2 separate regions of the Mus musculus genome follow, and region 1 is linked to region 2. A link is a loop called in an ENCODE intact Hi-C map of the cell type or tissue named here. Cell type or tissue: left cerebral cortex. All regions are shown on one strand. Each heading gives the region's core, and the rest is flanking DNA. Links, peaks and the distances in the headings are about the cores only. Region 1 has its middle 140 kb from the start of Gm35244. Region 2 has its middle 290 kb from the start of Gm35244.

Evidence for each region. Hi-C counts contacts between places; a loop is a spot of excess contacts. Peaks named below come from ENCODE experiments on the same cell type or tissue, not always from the same donor. Only the 100,000 strongest peaks of a DNase experiment are listed, where the experiment ranks them.
Region 1: a loop joins it to region 2, with 6 times the contacts of the local background. A loop is called at or near these places in 2 of 42 quality-filtered maps.

What each region holds. Positions count from the first base shown.
Region 1 is chr1:143,200,348-143,212,024 of GRCm38, reverse strand. No RefSeq gene overlaps it. Among named protein-coding and RNA genes, the nearest start is that of Gm35244, 140 kb to the left of the region's middle. In left cerebral cortex, for the core only: no CTCF peak of the experiment used is centred there; DNase peaks (open chromatin) are centred at 1,549 and 4,831; H3K27ac peaks cover 653 bases.
Region 2 is chr1:143,048,413-143,060,089 of GRCm38, reverse strand. No RefSeq gene overlaps it. Among named protein-coding and RNA genes, the nearest start is that of Gm35244, 290 kb to the left of the region's middle. In left cerebral cortex, for the core only: no CTCF peak of the experiment used is centred there; DNase peaks (open chromatin) are centred at 6,310 and 6,640; H3K27ac peaks cover 250 bases.

The sequences.
Region 1 (11,677 bases), core at 1,393-9,392, 150 kb before region 2:
CATGGACTAAGAAACTAATTTTCCAATTTGGGGCAGAGAGAACACAATGTCCATCTGAGGATTTCCTTGATTTTGGTGTCTCTGGATAGGGTCTCGCCATCTCCTTAGTCCTTTTAAGGAAGCCTTAGAGAAGTTCAAGAACTAGAGTTCTTCACAAGCATTTGAACTTCCACCAAGAGAGATACAAATTTAACTTGCATGTTGCCAAGTGTGAATTGGAGATAGATCAGAGATCATGTCTGGCTGACGTAAAAATGGAAGGAGCAAGAATTATTGGACCTAGAAAGACATGTACAGGAACAAGGAGGAAGAAATAAGGGGAACACTAGCCACAGAGAGATAAATCATCAAATAAAAATAAGTCCAAACTCCTTAAAAAGGAACGACCACCCAGAGATTGCCCCACTTGGGGATCCATCCCCTAAACAACCACCAAGCCCAGACACTATGGCAGATGCCCACAAGAGCCTGCTGACAGGAGCCTGATATAGCTGTCTCCTGAGGGGCTCTGCCAGTGCCTGGCAAATACAGAAGTGGATGCTCACAATCATCCATTGGATAGAGCACATGATCCCCAGTGAAGGAGCTAGATAAAGTACCCAAGGAGCTGAAGGGCTCTGAAGCCCCATAGGAGGAACATCAATATAAACTAACCAGTAACCCTAGAGCTCCTTGGAACTAAACCACCAATCAAAGAAAACACATGGTGGGACTTGTGACTCTAGCTGTATACATAGCAGGGGATGGCCTAGTCTGTCATCAATTGGAGGAGAGGCCCTAGGTCCTGTGACGGTTCTATGCTCTAGTATAGGGGAATTCCAAGACTGGGAATGGGAGTGGGTGTGTTGGGGAGCAGGGGGAGAGGGGAGGGGATAGGGGATCTTCAGAGGGGGAAATAAGGAAAGGGGATAACATTTGAAATGTAAATAAAGAAAATATCTAATTAAAAAAGAACAGAGGGCTTTGTAAAAGAGATGTCACTTAATATAAAGTATAAAGATAACTTTCAGTACATTATATTTGGGAAGGAGTGCTAGGTGATGAACCCAGAGCCTTGTGAATGCTAGGCAGGTAATGGACCTCGGAGACATACTCCAGTTCTGAATGCACATCCCAAAACTTAAGTTGACAGTGTAAAACTGAAGGAAAACAATGCTTCTTTTGATTTGTCAGTTTCACTTAAGAAATGACTCATATCACAAAAATTATCTGCTGGAATTTGTTTGCGTTTATTAAATAAAACAAAATAAGGAAAGCAGGTTTGAAGATTGGAAAGTGATCACACAGACAATAATGAACAAGTAAATTTGAGCAACTTTAACTTTCTCTTTTATTTTTTTATCCATCGGATTCTTATAGCTAGAGCTAAAGCTGACTATTTAGAAAGTCAAGGTTTTAAAACTCCTGGCATTCAGTGAACTAGGAAAGAAAAAGAATAAGCCTGCCATAAAAACTTAGATTATGTAACTTATTCTACATTTCTTGAGGTTGGCAGCAAATACATTTCTCCTTTGAGATAATTTTCAGGAAAAACTGCCAAGTAGTTATAGATGTACTGAAAAATTATAAGTAAAGTTGCTTATAAAGCTTGAACATTGAACATTCCTAGTTTTATAAGAGACCTTTCACGCACACTGGATGTCTTTTCTTAAGAGCATAAGCCAGTGCACACAAGCCAGATCACACAAGCAGGTGCACACAAGCCAGTGCACAAAAACTCCACTTTATTTATCATTGGGTTCTTCAAGGTCTTGTGTGGAAACTTTCATGACTACTGGAATATGCTAGTTCATTTGAAAAAAACTGGCTTATTAACAAGGTAGACATTTTTTTCAAATCCACTTATTAAATTTTCTCAATCCTTTAAGTATTCAACCAACAAACCCAATGCAAGGATTTGTCCTGATTTCTGTCAAGAGGTGGCATTCACAGGTTTGGGTTTTGAAGGCCAATAGGGAGTGCCATAGATCTAGATGGATTTTTGAAGATCTAGATGCAGTGAAACTCCATGACTGCAAATCTCTTAATCTGTAAAATTGAAAGAATAGTATTATTTATTTTCCAGGAACATTTACTTTGCAGACAAAATTCCAGAGTTTAAATTTCACTGAGTCATGTTGTTTCTTCATGTCAAAAGCTTCCATTAACAAAACTTTATTAACACCTACTTTGGTCAGACAAAAGATGTAACATATATTAAAGTATTTTCCAAATCCTAGAACATAGTGAGGGGTCTTATTAAACCAGGACCACAGACTCAATTTCAGTTTCCAGAGAAACCTGGGCTGAGCAATGTGCTCAGGGTTTCTTTTTTTGTGTGTGTGTGTGTGTGAGTAGTAGACTCAATGAATATAATCTACTGGGCAGGAGCTGCTTGCTAGTACTAAATAGGAATGTATTGTTCAAACACTTGGTTAAATATCCAGGACAAAGTTACAATAATTCCTGTAGAACTTTTTATGCTATGTAAATGAAAAATACCAATAAGGATTCCTTGAAATAGTCCCCAAATGTGAAAACATTAGGAAAGCAATTTTAAAATTGAAAAGTTTCCTCTTCTGTATTATAACACATACCTATCTTATACTTTTCTTGAGTATATATGTTACCTCCTCTGTTATCAGCAGACTCTTGTTTTAAAACTGGGGCGTTACTTCATTTATTCTGAGTTTGAAAGGTTTCAACCTCTAGGGGTTCCCCCTGGAAACTCTGGTCAAAGCTGCTGTTTTTCTCTGAGAGAGGTTTGATCTTAAACAAGTACCAGGTCACAGAGGGTTTGTCAAGAAGTTCAAGTCATCACTGCGTGGGAGCGAACAGTCACAGCACAGAGAAGTACTCCCTGTGCTCTGTCCAGTGTAGCAGGTACTTGAATCAAGCCTCCTGTGGTGGTTCAATGGGAAAGAAGCTGCAAGTTGTTGATGAGGACAGAAGCTTGATCGGGGTGAGATGGGTGACCTTGACAAAAATAGTTAATATTGTCCATTGAGGAGAGCCAAGAAGTGCAGGTGTGGAGTCATGGGAAGTTAGAACTCAGAGTACAATGAGTAGTTGTCAACCTGTGGTAGGTATACATCCAGAAGCCATCGGGGACTTCTGGCTAGTTATGTTTCCAGTCTTAACTCCTATAACTCTTGCTCCTAGAGGAGAAAAATGGGTGGGGAAGTAAATTCACAACCCCGCTTTCTTGTTCAGAGCAACTTGGACTGGCTGCCTCTTTACCTTCCTTTTAGACTTATTATTGTTTGCCTTGTTAGCACAATCCACTGACGACATTTTTTTTTCCTTTAGTAACTGAAAGCTAAGCATCTAGTAAGGAAGAAGTCTGAGGCACTAGTCATTTATGCAGGACTATTCTAAGGTCCAAAGAATACAGTCAGTGAGGGGACTGTGGGACTGAAAGTTAAACTCGATTTTGTCAAGATCCATGAAGGCAAACTAGGTAAATTTTGTGAGAACACAGCCCAGGTGGAGTTTCAGAAAGTTCTTTTAGTGCAGCAGTTCCCAACTCTTTGGGGGTCAGATGACCCTTTCACACATCACCTAAGACCGCTGGAAAATATAGATATTTACCTTACAATTCATCATAGTAGTAAAGTTATAGTTATGATGGAGCAACACAAATAATTTTATGGTTGGGGGTCACTACAGCATGAGGGACTAAAGGGTCACAGTATTAGCAAGGTTGAGAACCACTGCTTCTGTGTATCTGGAGAAGGACGGTTATGTACAAGGAAGGACTGAGAAAAATCACAGCGATTGGAAAATACAGCATGTTCTGTGAGCTTAAAAATCACACCTCGAACAAAATAATGTATGCACAGGCATGGCCGTTGGATCCCATTTGAAAACGTTGTCTATCAGGTTAGAGAGAAAGCAGCAAGCAAATGGATGCATGGGGATAGCTATAAAGCTAGAGAGAACTCAACCAAAAATGGAGTGAAATAGGCCGGGCGTTGAAGAAGGTTAAAAAGCTCAAATAAAGCATTTCCTTTTCTTTTTCTTTTTCTTTTTTTAGTTTGTAAGTGAATTTGAACATAATGATTGTTTACTCCAAGTTTTGAAGAACTAGAGTGAGTGTTTCAGCTTCCTGCAATTACTTAACCATGTTTGCCGGCAGTCTACTTGCCAATAAGCTGTTAATTATGGTTTTTGTTGGCAAGAGCGGTTGTTAAAATAGTTAATGAGTAGTGTGTTAAAGTATACACGGAACTCATTGGCCTTTGCTTTCAGATTCAACCGTCAGACAAGTCAGTAACTATTTCATATGACTAATTTCTTAGAAATTGCTACTTGTTATAGTCTCTGCATGCTTACCCCCTTGATCTATAGTGAGTAAATAATAAATAGAACAAGTTGTTGCATAGTAGACATGACTCTTAGAGTAAGGAATGAGGTCCTGGAAGGAGCAATTATACTCGCTGGTTAGAAGCTGCAGAGCCTCCCCCAGGTCACTCCATTGCCAGTAGCTAATACTGTCATAGAAAAAGCAGAGCCTGTACAGTAAAGGCAGAAAGCAACTGTGAATGGCGGAGTGGCAGCATTGCTTGCTATCAGAGGAGAAAAACTTCTCCAAAATAAAATTTCAAGATGAGCTACTTTTTTTTTTCCCCCAAACAACTTAACTATGGTTTTTGCCATCCTGAGACTTCATCTTATTTTCAGACAATAGCACACAGGACAGGGTCTGTACAGTTGCTCAGGTCTATAGTGGTTTTATTTTGACGTAGTTTCCAGGGAGATGATTTGAATATTTGTTCTTTTAACATCTCTAGCTCTTCAATAATCGGGGTTTTTCAGGCACTCAGGGAGCCCCAAGGCCTTGCCAGCAGCTTGCAGAGTGTGTTCTGTATCCCTCAGCCTAATGGGAATCCCGTATGCTTTGCCCTCTTGATCATTCTTTGTCTTTCATTAAAACATTTTTATTTTTCTCCAAAACTTTTGGCTGGGATTTTATTGTTACTCTTGTTAGTCAGAATTATGGTGGTTGATTTTACTGTTAATGTGCTGAAATACAAATGCATACATGGATGTTTAGTTACTAACAAGATGGCTAATAAAATATTTTAAAAATAAAACGCCAAAGGAGGTTGCCAACTTCTGCTAGCTAATGAGGCAGTTGGGAGCCATGGCCAGTTTCTCTCAATGACCTGCTTTCCTACTTAGATTAGAAATCACAGAAGTTTTCTTATCCCTCTGTAAAGTCCTAGACAATTAACTTAAAAAATAAGACTAACAACCTGATGTGTAAAGTTGTCTAGATCGTCTGAATATTGGCATTTTGTTGGTATTCTGGAGCCTTGAGTAGCCAGCTTTTTCAAGACATTTGGGAAACTATGCCTCCCAGTGTTACCTGTGATCCAGCTATATAAACTCATGCTGAAGCAACTAGCGGGACGATCACTCTCCTTAGGGAGATGCACTCTAGACAGTGTGAATAATTGGTATTTTATTTACTGCTGAGAAATAAACTCAGGCTGGCACTTTTATGACTATTCAGGGACTTGATGCGTCATTTTCCATGATTGCAGTTGCCCGGCCGGGTTGCTACTTGGACAATCTGGCAGAGAGAGGAAATGTTATCGCATTGTAGATCCTCTTTTTAATTATCTGGGATTTAGAACTCCAATCCAAAAGATTAAAGTTGTTCAAAGAAATTTCAAAAATATCCACAATGAAAATGGGGCCTCCAAAAGCTCAATCCCCAGCTTTATTTTTAAAAGTTTTTTTTTTTTTTTTTTTTTAATAAAAAAAACCCAAATCAGGTCGTTTTTAACAGCAGTAGTGTTGAGACTCTTCAATCACATCCTTGGAAATCTGAGTTAGTGTTAATCTCTTCCCTTTGTTGTTCCCCTAAAGCTCTGGGACAGAAGTGTTAACCATTTTACTTTCCAGTTCTCCTTCGCACCAGATTTAGGCAAAGAGGAATTTGGGGCCAGGAAGGCACAGTCACACTTATCTCTGAGTGTTTTTCACATTTTGCTAATTTTTCCAGAGTTAAAAAAACAACCCCCAAAACCAACCAACCAACCAAACAAACAAACAAACAAAAAACACCGAATTTGTTGAAAAAAACAAACAAACAAACAAACCCAAAAACCAAACAAACCATGAAGTACAGTGGCTTTAAAGTATAACACTTTATTAACCATTTCAGTGTTTACATTTTGGAGTTTAGGGAAAGCCAAAAACTCAAATGAAAATGATATAATTTCAGCAGTCATAAATGTCTTACAGTACTTCTAAGTCATACGTTATGTTGTTGAAAAAGGGTGTCACTAGTAAAAATATTTTCAAATATTAATGCAGTAGAAAGAAATTCTGTTTTGTAGTCCTCTCCCCCTTATTAACAATAAAAGCTCATTTAAAAATTTAATTTAATTTGATTTATTTATTTATTTATTTTTAGTATCTGGCTTTTAAGCTCTCACACTTTGCCAGGTAATCAAAGTTATGAGAGAACTAATTAGTGCCACATAGATGACGTGGAGTCACACTTGAATTCTTTCCCGAATTTTATTTTTCAGTGTTGTGAGCATGGAGATGCCATGAAGCTTCAGGGAGTGGCAGCGTCCTCATTTTCTAAATGAGGGGCTCATATAAAGAAGTTCATAGTGGTCTTTTTATAGCTGCCTCTGCCTCTACCATGAGTAGGGACTGTGAAGTAGAAGGGGATATAGTCTTTCAAGTTGAGTGATACTTGCTTGTGGATTTGTGAACATTGGTCAAGAGTCTGCCAGTAGAACAAGAGTATGTGGTTATGAATTCTGATTATGTCACTACTACTCTTTGTGGGAATAACTTGATTTTGTTGATCTTTAACTTTCTTTCATAGAAAGGGTAGAGATTGAATCTTACTAGACTGGTAGAGGATAAGGTGAGTCAGCATGGACAAAGACTTTGAGTAAGGCCTGATATACAGCTGACCTCAGTGAATTTTTTACTGTTATTAAGTGTAAGCATTCAGAAATCATGCTAGGTATTAATATAGAAGACTGTGTTGGATTCATAAGACATGAAAGAAAATTGAGGCTAGAACTCTGGTCTACCACACATGCCTTTTTTATGGTCTGGAAACCAGGAAGTTACTGGCCAGTGTCACAATTGAGACTCATTGTCCATGCAGAACATTGTGTTTGGAATATCTACCAGCAAGAGGGTAAAGCACTCTGACTTACGTATTGGCAGATTTTATGAATATGTTGCTGGGTGGGATTTTCTTTGCATCTGGGCCCTGGACCCTTTATTTATATAATATATTATATATTTACATGAATATATATAATCATATGAGATAAAATATAATTATATAATATTATACATATTTATAATATATAAAGATAAACACACTACTGTAAAAAAGCCAATGCTGTGTTTCCCATATTATACGTATGTTCTTCACACACACACATATATGTTCACAAATTCATATAAATGTATACATATATAATAATATGTTTACAAATTCATATACATGTATACACACACACACATATGAATAAATGCTGAGTACTATACACCTGGCTCTAGGTCTTAACATTTTCGGCTTCCTTTGCAGTGGCTCCTGCTTCAGGGCTGAGAGCCCTTGTGGTACACCCCTTCTTTGATCCTCACAACCCCACCATTTCACTGATATCATTATTTCTAGTTTAAGGAAGAAAACACACCCATAGCAGTTTAGTGACTATCCTGGATAGAAAAACTGAGGCCAACTTCTGCTTCTTGGTGGTCTGAACCTAGACTCATGGCTTGTGTCTTATCTCAGTATCCAGAGCTGTGATATTTGATCTTCTAAAGGACTTAAGGAAACACATTCCACTGAAGTTAGCTTCACTGGTTATATAAGATGGTTTGAAACAAATAAGCCAAGCTATTGAAGTCATAGGCCACTCAGTCCAGTGTCTATAAGCCAGTGCTAAATGGAAAGTTAGTTCTCAGGAAGAGAAAGGTACCCAATATCATGAGAGACATACATGGCATCTATGGTGCTTATGGTTAATTATATTATTTTGATCTTGTCCCAAACGAACAGTATGATTTTTGAGTATAAAACTGCTTGTTATATGAAAAATTAAAAGACTGAAAACATTATCAGCAGTGGATATTTTATCTCCCTCAACCAAGGTAAAGTAGATAGTATTGGAATTTTCTAACACTTTAACCTAATTCTGAAATATAGCAAGGGATAATTCTAATTAACACTGTCTGCTAGAAATAATTTCAGGTCAGTGGTTCACATAAACATTCATTGTTTGTTGAGCACATAAAATGTAGATTGATGCTGTTGTGCATGATATACAATAACAAGAAAAAAATCCCTCTAGTGTTCTGCTAATGATGGGTCCATTCTTGGGAAGGGTTGGTTGATCAATCAGTAATCAATACAAGAACAAGCCACGTATTTTGAATTTGAAAACATCCAAGAATGAAAATAAGTGGAGCATCAATGGAGAATGTAAGGGGTTATTGTTCCTAGGAAGGGGCACTTGAGCTGAGAGATGAGGTACTCGAGCCTGGTTATCTGAGCACCAGGGAAGCAGGGCAAAGTCGAGGCAAAAAGAAGCAGAAAGGCTACAGACAGGACTGACCTGGGTTTGCTGAAGACAGCAAAGAGTGTCATGATCTGGAGTTGTCAGTTAGGTAGACCTAGAGAACTTCATGAATGTGGGACTGTGAAAGGCAGCCTGTTTTGGTTGAGTGAGGCTTGCTCCGGAGACCCAGTAGAAAACTCTACAAGGGACGGAACAGTGAGCCATGCTCTCAGAGAAAGGTGCCTGACACCACAGAGCCCCCAACTCTATAATTCTGTGACTATCAGTCACACAGACAAAGCTCCAACCACCTGGCTTTCTAGCTAAACTCCACCCTCACAGTTACTTGACTATAGCCAGGTATGCTCCTCCCCACAACTACCCTGCAACTAGGAGATAGCCCAGTCTATGCAACAAGCGGGAGTGGGTGGGTTGGGGAGCAGGGCAGGGGGAGGGTATAGGGGACTTTGAGGATAGCATTTGAAATGTAAATGAAGAAAATATCTAATAAAAAAAAGGAGCTGCTTGGCTCTGCCTCACTCTCTTAAGCTCTTATCTCCCATTCTTATCTCTAACTTTCTTTCTCCCCCTCTCTCTTCCCCCTCACTCCACATGGCCATGGTCGACCTCTCTCTTTCAACTTTCTCTCTTTCTCTTTGCCTTTCTACAACAAAGCTGTAAAACCATAGACCTCTGCTCATCAAGGCTGGCCATATTTGAATGATGAAATAGGCCTTGCCCTAAAGAACCAAGTCTAACCTCCCTTGGAAAGGCCTTCCTGTGCTCCAACCACCACCGGACCAAGGACTCTTGCCTGTGTGGGAACCACCCAGTGCCCCCTCTCCCCCTGCCCTCTCCTCCTTTCAGCCCAGAGGCTGACTGAGCCACTCCCGGGATCCCCACTTTGTTCTCAGCTCTTCCCCAGTGTCCAGCTGTGTCTGGGATGCCTGAGACTGAGAACCTGTTATCTCTTGCCTCCATGAGGCCCAGAGACCTTGGACTGCCCCATGTCCACTCCCCGTGGGCTGGAGTCCAAGGCTTCCCACAGCCAGACACCCACCCTGGGCTGCATGGAGAATGAGCAGCAGTCCTCTGAATCAGCCTGCCCAGAACACGGAAACTCTGGCAGGATGTGGGTTCTTCCACCTTCTTTGTTCCCTTATGCCTGCTGCCTCACACACGTGAACACAGTGATTAGATTTATGTTCATGGGAAACTGAAGTAGATTGTTTCCTAAGAAAGAAAGATATAAGTAGATTCTGCTTTATATCAATCTCCTGCATGAAGACTAGGCCCTATGGATTCTCAAATCTTCTCTCCAGTGCTGCGCCTGGCCTTTTATGTGGATGCTGGATCTCCAAACTCAAATACAGACCTTCATGCTCACAAAGTAAACACTTTACTCATAGAGCCATAGTCTCATCTTCTCAGCACACACACACACACACACACACACACACACACACACATACAGAGAGAGAGAGATGTATGTATGTATGCATGTATGTATGTATTCATGTATCTATCACCTATCTATCATCTATCTAGATATACTGAACCTTTATGATCATTTACTAACAAATTGTATAACTAGCATTCCTTGCTGAACCTTCATAATACTGTGGAGAAGAGGCTTGAAGTATAAGCAAAAGATGAATCAAGAATGACTTCAAGATTTTAACCAGATAAACAGAGTAGACAGTGCTATTAACAGATGAGAAGATTAGAGAAAGAGCCATTTCTGGTACAGAAACCAGTAATTCTCCTTTGGACACTTTAAGTTGAAGATACAACATGTTTGAGTAGAGATAAAGGCTAGATGGCTGTTTGAGGCTGGAGTTTAGAGGGAAGATTGGTATTAAATGTTTAGATAGGCCTTGGCATCCAAATATAGAGATGCTCAGAAAAGTTTTGCATTAGAATGAAATTCCCCAGAGAGACTAAGAAGAAAGTGAGAAGGCCAAGAAGAGAATACTGGATATTGAAAGGGCCTCGCCCAGAAGTCAACAAAATGAGAAATCACTGACTTCAGCAGAAAAGCGAGAAACTCAAGAGCCAAATGAATGCTGAACTCTTAGAATAAGTCAACTGTGCCAGATGCTTTGGATGTCTAGGAAGAGAAGACAGATATGTGGTTCCCGGATTTGCAAAAAATGAAGGGCACTAATTTATTTTAAACAAATAGTTTTCAAATTCTGGCTAGAGCAGCAGCTTAATTGGAGCATAATATACAGAACGTGGGACTAGGTGTTTTCTTCTGTAGCATGGCTTCAATCAGCTTAGAACAACACAAGCAGGAAGTCCTCTGTAGGCAAAACTCAGGTAGCTCTTGTTCATATCTCCAAGATCTCATTGGGTAATTTGGTGTTTTCCCTACGTAGACTTGAGCATCTTGCATTAGACCTGGGTTTTCTAGGAGCAGAATTGCATCCTTATTCAAAAGGACAATAAAGCAGCCTCATACTCTTCTGATGTGTTTCCGCTGATTTGATTAATAGAAAGCCAGATTATTTTTAGCGTAATTGTATACCATATCTAGGGCAAGCTCAGGGGAGATTAGGTAGGCAATGAGTTGCCCCGGTTTGTAGATGGCTGATAAAAAATTGAATAATTTACATAAATGAAGGCCTTTCCTCAAATATCAATCAGTTCATTGAATTTCATTGGCATTCCTGGACACTAATGCACATAATGTGTGGATAGACTATTATACATGACATCTGGACTGGGAACAAAATCAGAATGTCAGCAGATATAGTAAGGGTTATGATAATGGTTACAGCCAAGCTGGCTGACAATGCTGCATGTTCTTTTGGCTGCCTGTGGGTGAACAAGACAATCTTGTAAAAGCAAATAAACATATTAACATAAGACAGGCAGGGTTTTGAGAAAGTGCCAAACTGCAAATATCATGTGTGGACTCCTCTCAGGGCTGGTAAACTTGGAAAGGTACATCTTGCTCCTGTGTAGAGTTTGCATTCCTCTCCCCTGTGGAGAGAAGTTGGACGTGTTGTTTAAGGGTTAGGAGCTTGTGCCAAGATGTGAGTGTTGATGTCCTAGTTGTTTCCTGACTCCCCTTCTGTGAGCATATGTTCAGCTTGGCTCCTCCGCGTTGTCTGGAGGAGGCTTCCAGAGTGATTCTGGGCAGA
Region 2 (11,677 bases), core at 2,551-10,550:
CAAGGACGTATCTGTGTAAATAAGTTTGGAATATCACCTTGTGTGTTAGGATTATGAAGTCAGATGATGGTAGGGGGTTACCCCTATAACTAAATCAGTATGTCTCTCTGAGAGTGTCCAGGGCACCAGGCTCCTTTGAATCACAAAAGGCAGCAACAAGACAGCTATGCTGTCTAGTCCTTTAATAAGACTTTACAAGTGATGAATGTTCCTTAAATTAGGGATTCTTGAAGATAATCATCTCTTAATAATCATCAGAAGGCTCAAACATGAATTGGTCTGGTGCAAAGCAAGTTGCCGAGGGCATCCACTGCTGATTGGGTGCAAGCTGGTTGCAATTGTTAAAGAATAACAATGAAGTCATCAATCAAACCTGGCCATGTCTGCTGAGCATGGTCCAGGGCTGCACACTACTCTGTGGTCTCATCTTGCAAGGCAGAGGCATCTAAAGAACTTCTTCCAGCTTAACTCAGGCCTCCTCTGAATCCTTTCATGGGGGTTAAATAAGAAGGATGCTTGAAACTAGCCATCTGAAGTTTCTAATATCACAATTGCAAAGACTTTTATTCTTCCATTGCATGTGTCATTGAAGAGGGGCAAAGACATTCTCTCGAGAAACCATTTAGTGTTGGAATTGTATTAGGGTATTACAATTAATAATATAGCAGTAATACTTCATAATTCTTAAAGACTGTGCACAGCAGGCACTAGATGTTTAAATCAAATCTTAGGAGATTCTAGCAGTTATCATCAGTGTCTCAATTTTATAGATGAAACAGGCTCATGTGGTATGAGATTCGGTCCACCATTGACCAAGCTGGGCTGTTCACTCGGGTGCTCTGTTTGAGTGTGGTGCTACAGCTTTTGTCCTCACAGATGCCCCCAAATGAAGAGAATAACAGAGTTGAATTTCCACCTCTCAGCACAAGTCAGGTGATATGTGTTTTAATGTTTGAGAATGATATTTAGATAAAAGCAGGTATGGTTCCACAAGTGGGTCTTTCTTTGCATAAAAATGACACAGATTTCCTTTTTATATATGTAAATAATCATAAATAATAAATTTTTATTTCTTAAGATTATATAATTACATCATTTTCCTCTTTGCTTGCTTCCCCTCAACCCTTCTCCATGCACCTTCTTTGCTCTTTTTTAACCTGATGACCTCTTTTCTTTGTTTTAAAACAAACACACATACACATGCACATATATACATATATTCCTAAATATATGTTCCTAAGTATATAAATGCAACCTGCTCATCCCATATAATGTTCCTTGTACGTATATGTTCAGGGCTGTCCATTTACTATTAGAAAACTAGTTGGTGTGTTCTTCCAGAAAACCACAACTAAATAAAATGCAGATTTGAGGTGTCCAGCACCAACTGAAATATGGACAATACAACTCCTTTACCTCAGGGACCACTATGAAAAGGGGTGGGGCAGTGGTGGGTGGAGACTCTGTAAGAGCCAGAGGAGCAGGGAGCTTGTTGGGAGATTATGTTACTGAGGAGTGTAAGAGAAACATCTCTCTATATACCCTCAGTCATCGATAGGCCAGTGGAAAGCTGCAGGCCCAAGATTTTAAAATTCCCTTTTTAGCAAGAGTTATGTTTAACTGTTTGGCATAACTATTGTGTCTGTGGTATGCTATAAGAAAAGCAGAGTATTGATTAAAATAATGATCACTCCTTAATGTACTTCTTTAAGGAAATGCTCTTTCTAGTTTCAGAATGTGACTTTGAGCGAGTCATTCATTTCTGTCCTCACCAGTGACTTGGCTATGACGGAAGCCATCATCCATTGGCTCTTCCTCCTGCTGAGAGATGTTTACTGTGTCTGTTCCTTGGCTCTAACTTGGATCTCACAGCCCCATTAGTTCACAATTCTCTGTAGTCTTAAGTGTGGCTACAATCAGGGGCCTATTGAACTTCAAATTAATTTTTTTATCTCCTCAAATTGGTCTGTTATGTGCAGGTTCTCTAGAGGACTCTGAGTCCCAAAAAGTAGATTAGTTGTCTCTGGAAATGGCTCAAACCTTGGTTAATATGACTCAAGTGATCTTGGGCATTGCTCCCCCCCCCCACTTTTCGTATAATAGCCATAGGTACTTATACAGTCACATAGTTAACGATATGTATCTAATATTTGCTTCCTTGAGGCAACATAGCAGCAGACAAAATAGCAACAGCTTTACTTGTGGGGCATTGGGCTATGCACAGACAGGTTGGTCTTCAGTCAAGCTGAGATGCTGAACCCCGGGACCCAGTGGTCATAATTTACCTACATGGGAAAGAAGGAGTTCTCTTATGCTCCTGGAACTCTGGCTCCTGCCTAAGTTACTGCCCTCCACAGCCCCCACAAGAGAAGCATGGCTAGCAGTAGGCAATGTACTAAGCTTATGACCTTCAGGTTAGACTTCTCCCCAGTTACTTAGCAACAGAAAAGATAGCAGCTCACTTTAAAAGGGCCTATTTGGCCCCTCCTTATTCTCTCATTCCTTTGTTCTCTTACCTCTCACTTCTCTCACTCCTTTGTTCTCTTGCTCTTACTCTCCTCCCTTCTCTTCTCCTCTCCTCTCCTCTCCTCTCCTCTCCTCCCCTCCCCTCCCCTCCCCTCCCCACTCCCCTCCCCTCCCCTCCCCTCTCCTCTCTTCTCCTCTCCTCTCCTCTCTTGTGACTCTCTCCCTCTAACTCTCTTTTTCTCTCTAGCCTTTCTCCTCTCTCTCTCTCTCTCTCTCTCTCTCTCTCTCTCTCTCTCTCTCTCTCTCTCCCTCCTCTCTTTTCTCCTGCCTTTTTATGATAAAGCTCTAAAACCATAGACAGACGCTGCTCATCAAGGCTGCACTCACTCTCATATGTGTAGGAACCTCTCTTTCCTCTTCCCTCTCTGCCATATCTCTGGAGCTACAGGGTGTGGCCCCTGGCCCCCAGATTGGGCTGACCCTTGTTCACCCCCCTCCCTCCAGTGGGTCAGAGGCTTGGATGCAGACCCAGGGCTGAGTGGAAAGCGTCTGGCAGTCTTCCTGCTTTCGCCTGTCTAGAGCATAGGTAGAACTCTGGCAGGATGTGGGTCCTCCCTCCCCGTCTTTCCCCAGGACCCCTTTTAGTTCCCACATTTACTGATATTCTTCTCTCCAGTATCCATACACACATTCTGTTTACCTACTTCAAAGTAGAATGTGAATGCCCTTCATGCATTTCCTTTTCCACACATGTATCAGAAATCTCATCCTCTGTAGTGTTGGGTTCCTTTGGCTTTAGGGAACCCAGTTATCAGCCTGCTTTCCTTGCTACGACTAATTTAAGCTCTCACCCATTACAACAGGAAGAGCCTGCTGAGAAGATTTTCCATTACTGAGAACTGTTCCTTCTTTTTACTGAAGATTGTTTGCACTGTGTGTGCTGCAGGTGTGTTTGGCTTGCACCAACACCTTAGGGGCAATACCTTAGCACCAATCTGGTCCACTCAAAAAGCAGAGTGGTGGCCTGGCTAGACTCAACCTTCTGGTGACAGATCCAATAGCTGATTGAACCAGTCTTCCAGTCATTGGAATTCTGGTCTCTAATGTAAGTTCCCCTTACTTGTCCTTTGAACTCCACTGAATAGTATTTCCAACCCTTGATGGGAAAGTCTTGCTGAGTATATTCCTGCCCTGTGTCATCCTGAATGATCACATGGCATTTTCAAGCTCTATTTAGTCTTGTTTTCTGGCCAAGTATATTAGGGAGACTCAATTGTACAGTAAAACAAGCATATATTGAACCTATTATTTTGAGCATTGTGCTTCATATGCAGAGGTCCCATTGACGTTGAGATCTTCTCAGCAAAGGAAGGTGATTTTATCACCTAATCCTTATGTTGAATGTATTTGGTATCAAGAACAAACAGATAGGGGCTGGAGAGGTGGCTCAGCGGTTAAGAGAGATGACTGCTCTTCCAGAGGACCTGAGTTCAATTCCCAGCAACCACATGGTGGTTCACAACCATCTGCAATGGGATCTGATGCCCCTTCAGGTGTGTCTGAAGACAGCTACAGTATACTCATAAATGAAAATAAATAAATAAATTTAAAAAAAGAACAAAGAGCTATATATGACATGATTTTGTCTTTGAGAAGAATGTTGATAGAAAAAGTCTTTGCAACTTCATTTAGCTGGTAATAAGGCATAAGAAAGAATTATTTTTTAACTTTTAATTATTTTAGAAAGATTTCCTGATCAGGGTGACAGAGTATGATATAATGGTCATTGGAGAGTAGGTTGGAAAGTGTAGCTGATCAACTTTGAAGGGATTGAAAACTAGGCAGATTACACAGCACCTAATGGAAGTTAAGCTAGGAAAGCACTGAGGTTTCCCCTATTTACTTGCTAAGGATAGCACCTTATTTCCTTGCTAAGGATAGCACCTTAGAAAGCAGGCAAACCAGGAAGGAGAAGAAGACTAAGTTAAGTGTTCATGCTTTGATTTGGCAGCTATTGCTGTACAGACTGTGGAGAAGGTAAGAGAGCTCAAGTAAAATTATAGTGAATTCCTACCTGTTCCAGTATTAAAAAGCAGAAAGTCAATTAAAAACACAGTGTGTATTTTATAGATTTTTTTGTTGTTGTTGTGGTTGGTGTTATTGTTCTATGTGTGCATACATGTAGGTCAGTGCTCATGGAGGTCGGATCAAACTTTTGCAAGTAAGCTCTCCATTTCTACAGTGGGTTCTGGCAAGTGATTTGACCCACTTGGATACCTTGCCAGCCCAATTGTGCACCTCATTAAAAAGACTGATGAAGCTCACAGGAATTTCTGAAGGGCTCTGGGTATTTAGTGACTTCTGGGTCACAGGGAGGGGCCAATTTCTGTTCAACCCTATAGTAGTGTTGGTTGCTTTTTGAAAGATAGGCTTATAATATAAACATTTCAACACAGAATTTGTCCCCATTGTCTGCTAAGTAAATCATGAAAGTAGTAGGAAGCCTAGTCTTTGTCCTGTGTGTATATGTGAACGAGTTCAATTCCCAGCAACCACATGGTGGTTCACATGGTGGTATATTCAGAAGCTGAACAATTTCTAGCCCTTCCAATTAGGAGAAAATTTTCATATTTTATAGGGAAGTATTTTTTTTGAGTGTGTGGGAGTGTCTATTTAATTTATCTGACTGCAAATACTATTTCCTTTTACAACAGAAGAGAAACCCCAGCCACATGTTTGAGGTGACATTTTCTCAAACTTTAGAAAGTAGAATTGTTCAGGGAAAATGCCCAGCAAAAGGCTATCTGTGTCAGATAACAACAGAGCAGTTTAAAAGAACAAGCCGCAATAAATGATAGACTGAAAAGGGGAAAAAAAGGAACAAGAAAGAGAAAATGACATGCTACAGAACAGAGGAGCCTGAGACCAAGGCTGGGAACCTCGTTATGAGTGCAGGTGCAACACCTCCAGTGAGTGCAAGGTCAAAGCCTGAATTGTCCCTTGGGACCCCAATTTCAGGAAACAAATCGTATGTGGCCTAGGTGTTGTCATGAAAGGTTGTTTCTTGCTCTCATATTATTATTATTTTTTGTTTCTATTCTTTGATTGTCAAGAGTGTACCAAACAAGAACAAACCAAGCAAAAGTTCAGACAATATTTTTAGGTATAAGTCTGAATCAAGCACTTTCAAGAGTTTAATAAAAAAGTGAAGACTTGTAAAAGCGACAGACTCCTTCTCCATGAAATATACTTGCTAGTGTAAGCAGTTTTAAAGAGGAGACATTAAGTGAGACCAGGCATGTCCTTTCTCTTTCTCCCTTTTGTCTTTTATGGGTAAATATTTAGGTCATTTGCAAAGATGAGCTCTTCAAATTCCTAAGATCTGCTCTGAAGCTAGAAACTGCAGCTATGAACCCCACATATAGCCTTAGCACATTAACACTTAAAACTTTAGATTATCTTTCAGACAATATAATGTCAACTCCTTAAAATGGATGTACCAATGTCAAAACCTTCAAATTTATGCCCCAAATTTGTCTATGTCAAGCTAATACTTAAAAAACAAAAAGCAAGCAAACAAACAAACAAACAAAAAACAAACACAAAAATCCCGCAATGCTGGACTAGTTTGTACCTGCAGGGTAACTGGTCACAGACTCATTGGACTGTATTTTGTCCAAGCTGTGACCTGGAGGCTCTGCCTTCTTCCTTCTGTAGCTCTGTACTCTGAGGTCCTCAGAGACAAAGGAGAATGGAAGACTCTGGGTGGGCCCACTCCAGGCCAGACCTCCCAGGAGCTCATGCTCTTTTCCCATCTCATTAACCAGAACTCAGCCCCATGCTTCAGTCTAAGTACCAGGAAAACTAAAATGGAACCAGGCTATGCCAAGCAGAAAGAAACAGTTTAGAGGACAAATCATTAGTATGCTGCTGGGAACTTAGCTGAGAAGTCACAGAACAAAAGTTTGCATACCTTCTATGGGAGGTCATCATTCGCCTTAACATTTATTTCTCCCTACGCTCTTAAAGAGCAGACGTTCTTTCCCCAGTTCCATATAATTTGATGTCTCCAACTGTGGAAGGAATATACTTCCTCTTTTCCTAGAAACTGAACGTGTCTTTCATATTTGGTTTGGACAGTGAGATGCAAATTTGACCTCTTCTGGCAGACGCTTAAAGAGCTATTGAAGTTTTTGCCCCTGTTCCTTTTTCTGTGCTATGAGAACAACTTGTCCCAAACAGTCTGGTCCTTCAACCTGTATTTTTTGAATAAGACCTACAGATCAGAGCCAAGTAGGGTTGAGTAAATGGGATTAGACTTGCAGCAACAAGAGCCAGACAACTTTCATCATGTAACAAGAGGAGCTATTCTTGCATCTACAAACTGATTAACTTGTTTATTATAGGAACAATTTAAGATTATAGTTGGGTAAGATCTGTTGAGTCAGAGATATATAGAATCTTTACTTCTTGGAATAGACTCATTACTGACAGTTAGTACAATTTGAGGTATCCACACCCTTCCCTCCACAGTGTCAGCCCATAGTAATTCTACTCCTGTGCTAGCAAAGAATATCGAAGGGTCTGGCAGACAGGAATGATTAAAGTCAGTTTTCCATACCAGTATTTACTGAAAATGGTGTAGAGTGTTGAGAAGTTGGTATTTGATACCAAAGTTTTAAGCAAATAGAACCCTGAATAGTTATTTTTAAAATGATTGCATTGGCTATGGCATTTGTTTACTTTGTATGTGTATGGGTGTACAAATGCCAGGATGCAAATGTGGAGGTCAGAGGACTACTTGTAGAAGCTGGTTTTCTTTCTACCATGTGCATCCTCGGGATTGAACTCCTGGCATCTGGTTTGATGACAAGGACCTTTACCTGGTGAGTAATCTTTTGGACCCAAGATCATTATGTATTAATAGAGGACAAAGAATAGAGCTGGTCTTAGAACCAGTGAACAGGTATGAGTATTGAGGACTGCTGCATAAGAATGACCTATATACAGTTGTTTAGGTCAACAAGTTAAAAATGCTATGTAGAACCCCAAAAGAGTTTTGTCCAAAGTTTCCCTAGTCAACATTGTTGACAGACTTCTGAAAGATGACTGGTCTGCTTTAAATGTATGGAGGTATAACAAATTCACTGGCTATGGTTTAAGTAAGTGGAATCATTTTTGAAGTTATGCATGTGATTTATCAATATTATTAGGTTTCTCGTTAATTGACGTTTTTCTCTGGAAGGGTTAATGATCTAAATGCAGCCTTCAGGTGGACTGAAATCTCTAGATGGTAGGTTGGCTTAACTGATGCTGTATGCTTCTGATGAGAAGAATCAACATACCTCTTTGTGTGGAATCCGCAGGTGGAATCTTCTAAAGGCTTTATTTCCATTCTATCAAATCTCCAAGTACATTTCCACTTGCATGCCACAGTTACAGTTTCTATTTCCAAGGAGAGACTTCAGTTTTTCTAGTTAAAAGACCAACAAGCAGCAATGAATGTCTCTGAGTGCTCAGTTTACTTTATGCTGTCCAGGATCCATCATTGTCTAGGGAACAGTTGTGGGCATATCTACTTGAATTAAAACACAAGATAGTGTCTGCTAGGCATGGCCAGAGGCCCAGCTCCAGTGTGATTCTAGGTTATGTCAAGTTGACAATCAAAACTTTTCATTGCATTAGATCCTGAAGTAAGAAATAGGATTTGTACAGTGCTTGCAAAGAACAGAGAATTTCATTGTAAGAGACTTAAATTATGAATCAAAGTCGCCCTTTGCATTACTATAGCTATTGCTGTCAGCTCAACGGCTCAGTGATTGTCTCATCTCTTTCTGCTTTAATTATGGGCAGGCATTTCTGTTGCTTATAATGTAACTCCAGTCAAAATAAGGAGATGTTCTGTTTAGAGAAAGCATCGCTTGTACATTACCACACTCTCTAAACTACATTCCTGAACTTGAATTACTTTACCCTTCACCTGTCCATATTTATGTAATAAAAAACAAAAAACAAACAAACAAACAAGCAAACAAAAAACCCAACTGCTGTAGTACAATCTACTTTACTACTTTACTTGGCTCTGGGTTAATTGTTTGAAAGAGAGATTATCATCTCAGATTCTGTTTAGTTTTTCCCTATTATAAACCTCTGAACTAACAGGTACACGTTTCCATGAATAAAATATGTGGGCCTGATTAGATGCTGTCCAGCAGTTCTACCCTCAAATTCAGAGCTGTGCATGTTACCATGACCCACATTCCTACCACTAACCTGAATTTCAACATCATCTGAGATTTAGGGGGACATTTAGGATGCTCTAGTGGTTGGGTGAGTGGCCTCCTCTTTCTAATTCATGATGTTTTGGCCCACAGGCCTATGACAGCCAATTTCTCTCTGTTTAGTTTGCGACCTTTCTGGTACCAAAGCAGCTTACTTTAAGAAACCACAGTGGGAAACTTCCAGGGCATCTGCCACTCTAATTTATACATTAGAGGATAAGGCTGCCTAGAAAGGCTGTGAAAATGACCAAATTTATTCCCATTTGTTCAATCTTAATGTTACTTTTAGGAGAGTAAGTTTGCTGCTGGAGTTTGTATGTGCTGGCCTTAAAAACAGCAACTTGAAATAGCACTTCAGGATAGTCTGTAATACCCTCAAAGCCTTTTTACCTAGAAAACTAAGTCAAAAAGGCTGCAAAGAAACTGTGCTTCTTCATCATTGTACTCTGCCATAGTTTTTCTTAAATGGATGCCCCACCACTACCTTTTTAAAAACAACAACAACAAAAAACAAAACAAAACAAAAAGCCCCCACCATATCAGCCTGGAGAGGTGGCTCAGTGGTTAAGAGCACTGGCTGCTCTTCCAGAGGTCAAGGTTCTGATTCAATTCCCAGCAACCATGTGGTGGCTCACAGCCATTTGTTATGGGCTCTGATGCCCTCTTCTGTCATGCGCATAGAGTCGTCATGTACATAAAATACATAAACAAATAAATCTTAAAAAAAGAGACTGTGCTGAAGAATTGGCCTTCCCTACACATATGCAGCCATTAAAGAGAGAGATGGGAAGCCATTCCACTGACTTTCGATCTTTTCCTAATCCATCTGATGCTGTTTAAACTGACAGCCACCTTTTCCCTGAAAACAACTGAGTATTTCTCAGTCTCTTTTGTTTATTTTGATCTTTATTTTCCAAGCCCATAAAACTGGAGTAAGTTAGTTAGTTCTTGTAGAAAGTAAGATTAATATCTTCAGGCCAATTATCTCTTAATAAATATAATCAAGAAAGTATTTAACAAGGATTATATTTAGCTACCTTCCTAAGTACATTAGTGGATCTGTAAGAGTTAATTCTTTGGAAAAAAGAGAGGGAAGAAAATACATTTTTTGAAGATCCTGCTACAAATTCCTTGACAGGAGTTTTCACAAGAACATTAATGTGTTACTTGTACAACAATACTATAAAATATGTGGAATTATTTCTATTTATAGCCAAGGAAATAGAATTTCAGATGAGACTGTGAAACTCACTAGCAATATATTTTAAAAAATGTAAGTATGCATATTAGATTGCACAGTTCATCTTTCTTCCTAATATGCTCTAATAATCTAGAATTTTACTTTCTGAAGTTCTTGTCAATCATTACAACAACATTTATTGAATATTTATACTGTAGTAGGCTTTATGTTAAGTATTTGGCATAGTTGTTTTATTTTATTTTCATAACAAACAAAATTTGTTTTTGAGATGAAAAAATAGAATCCCAGTAAGGGCCCAGTCTGTATCTTTTATTTAACTCATTAAAAAATAAGAAGTGAACTGATCATGCCTTTGTCTTGAAGAAAATATTAATTTCATGGGCTTCCTCTATACAAGGCCTCGCATAGCTGGAATGTACACCTCCCCAAACTACCTTAAAGCTCACACTACTACTGGATCTACTAAATAACCTTATATATACCTGAATCCCTTTTCATCAGACTCTCTAATGTATCTCTCTCATGTCACTTCTATTCTGTCCTCAGTTGCTATAATATTATTATTGAAATATTCCAGATCCAACACAGTATGCAGGACATCTGCATGCCTTTTTTTAGAATTTCCTGCATGAGAAATCCTTTATTGTGAAGTTCTTGATGACTATAAAATCTATGAAGACAGCTACTAGTGTTCTCATGCTTGCTTTAGTGCCAAGCATTTTACTTGACATTTAGTGACAGTATGCTATTCAATTCATTGAATGAATGAATGACTAGGGTAAATGACTTGACTGAAAATGATCTTTGTGTCTATAAGGCTTTTTCAAAAAGACCCAGTGCTAGAGAAGATGTCCACATAGCAGGATGATGTATAAAACATTTACATACTTATTATCTTTTTCCTAAATTTAGTGATTTTATTCATGTAAATCACAAAAATTAAGACCACCAGTGTCTTAGTTGGGCAGAGTGGAAGATTCCTTAGAGAAAGTGCATTTTATGGTATTGTAATTGCTTTTCCTTTTTTGGCCCAAAATTGTGCACCATGAAGGAAAGATGGGCAAGTAGATAGATTGATAAAGTAGTTGGGAGAAGACCTCAAATAGAGTTTGGTACTAAAATGAAAGGGAACTTTTGGATCTTAATCTCTGAATTATTAGCAAAGATCATGGATGTCTTTAGATAGTAAGGATTGAGAAAAAAGAGAGGATTGTCTGCACTTTCATCAGTTGCCTGGGAAAGTAAAATCTGCCAGAAGAAGATGTGGGCTATTGAAGGTAGAAAGAGGAGGGTAGAGATGATTGCTTGTGGTGATTTGACAGATGAGGCCTGGGAAGGGAGTTCCCTTGTGTGGGCAAACAGACCTTTCCCCTACATGTCTCAGGGATGCTTGGGTGTAATGCTGAGAAAAGTCTTGAAGACACATCACAGACATGATACAAGAAAGCAAGCACAGATGGAATCTTCTGATGTGCAAGCTGAAGTTCAGGTGATAGAATTCTAGCTTGTGTGTGTGTGTGTGTGTGTGTGTGTGTGTGTGTGTGTGTGTTTAGATTAACATAGTTTGATGCGATGTTCTATGATGGGAAGAGAGTCTTGGAATTTCAGCCATGGCACCTCTAACTCTGCACCCACCCCCACCTGATTGCTGAATACCAAGAAGCAGAGTGCTTCATTTGCCTCAATTATACCAGGAAAAGAAAATTGAAGATATTCTAAAATGCAGGTA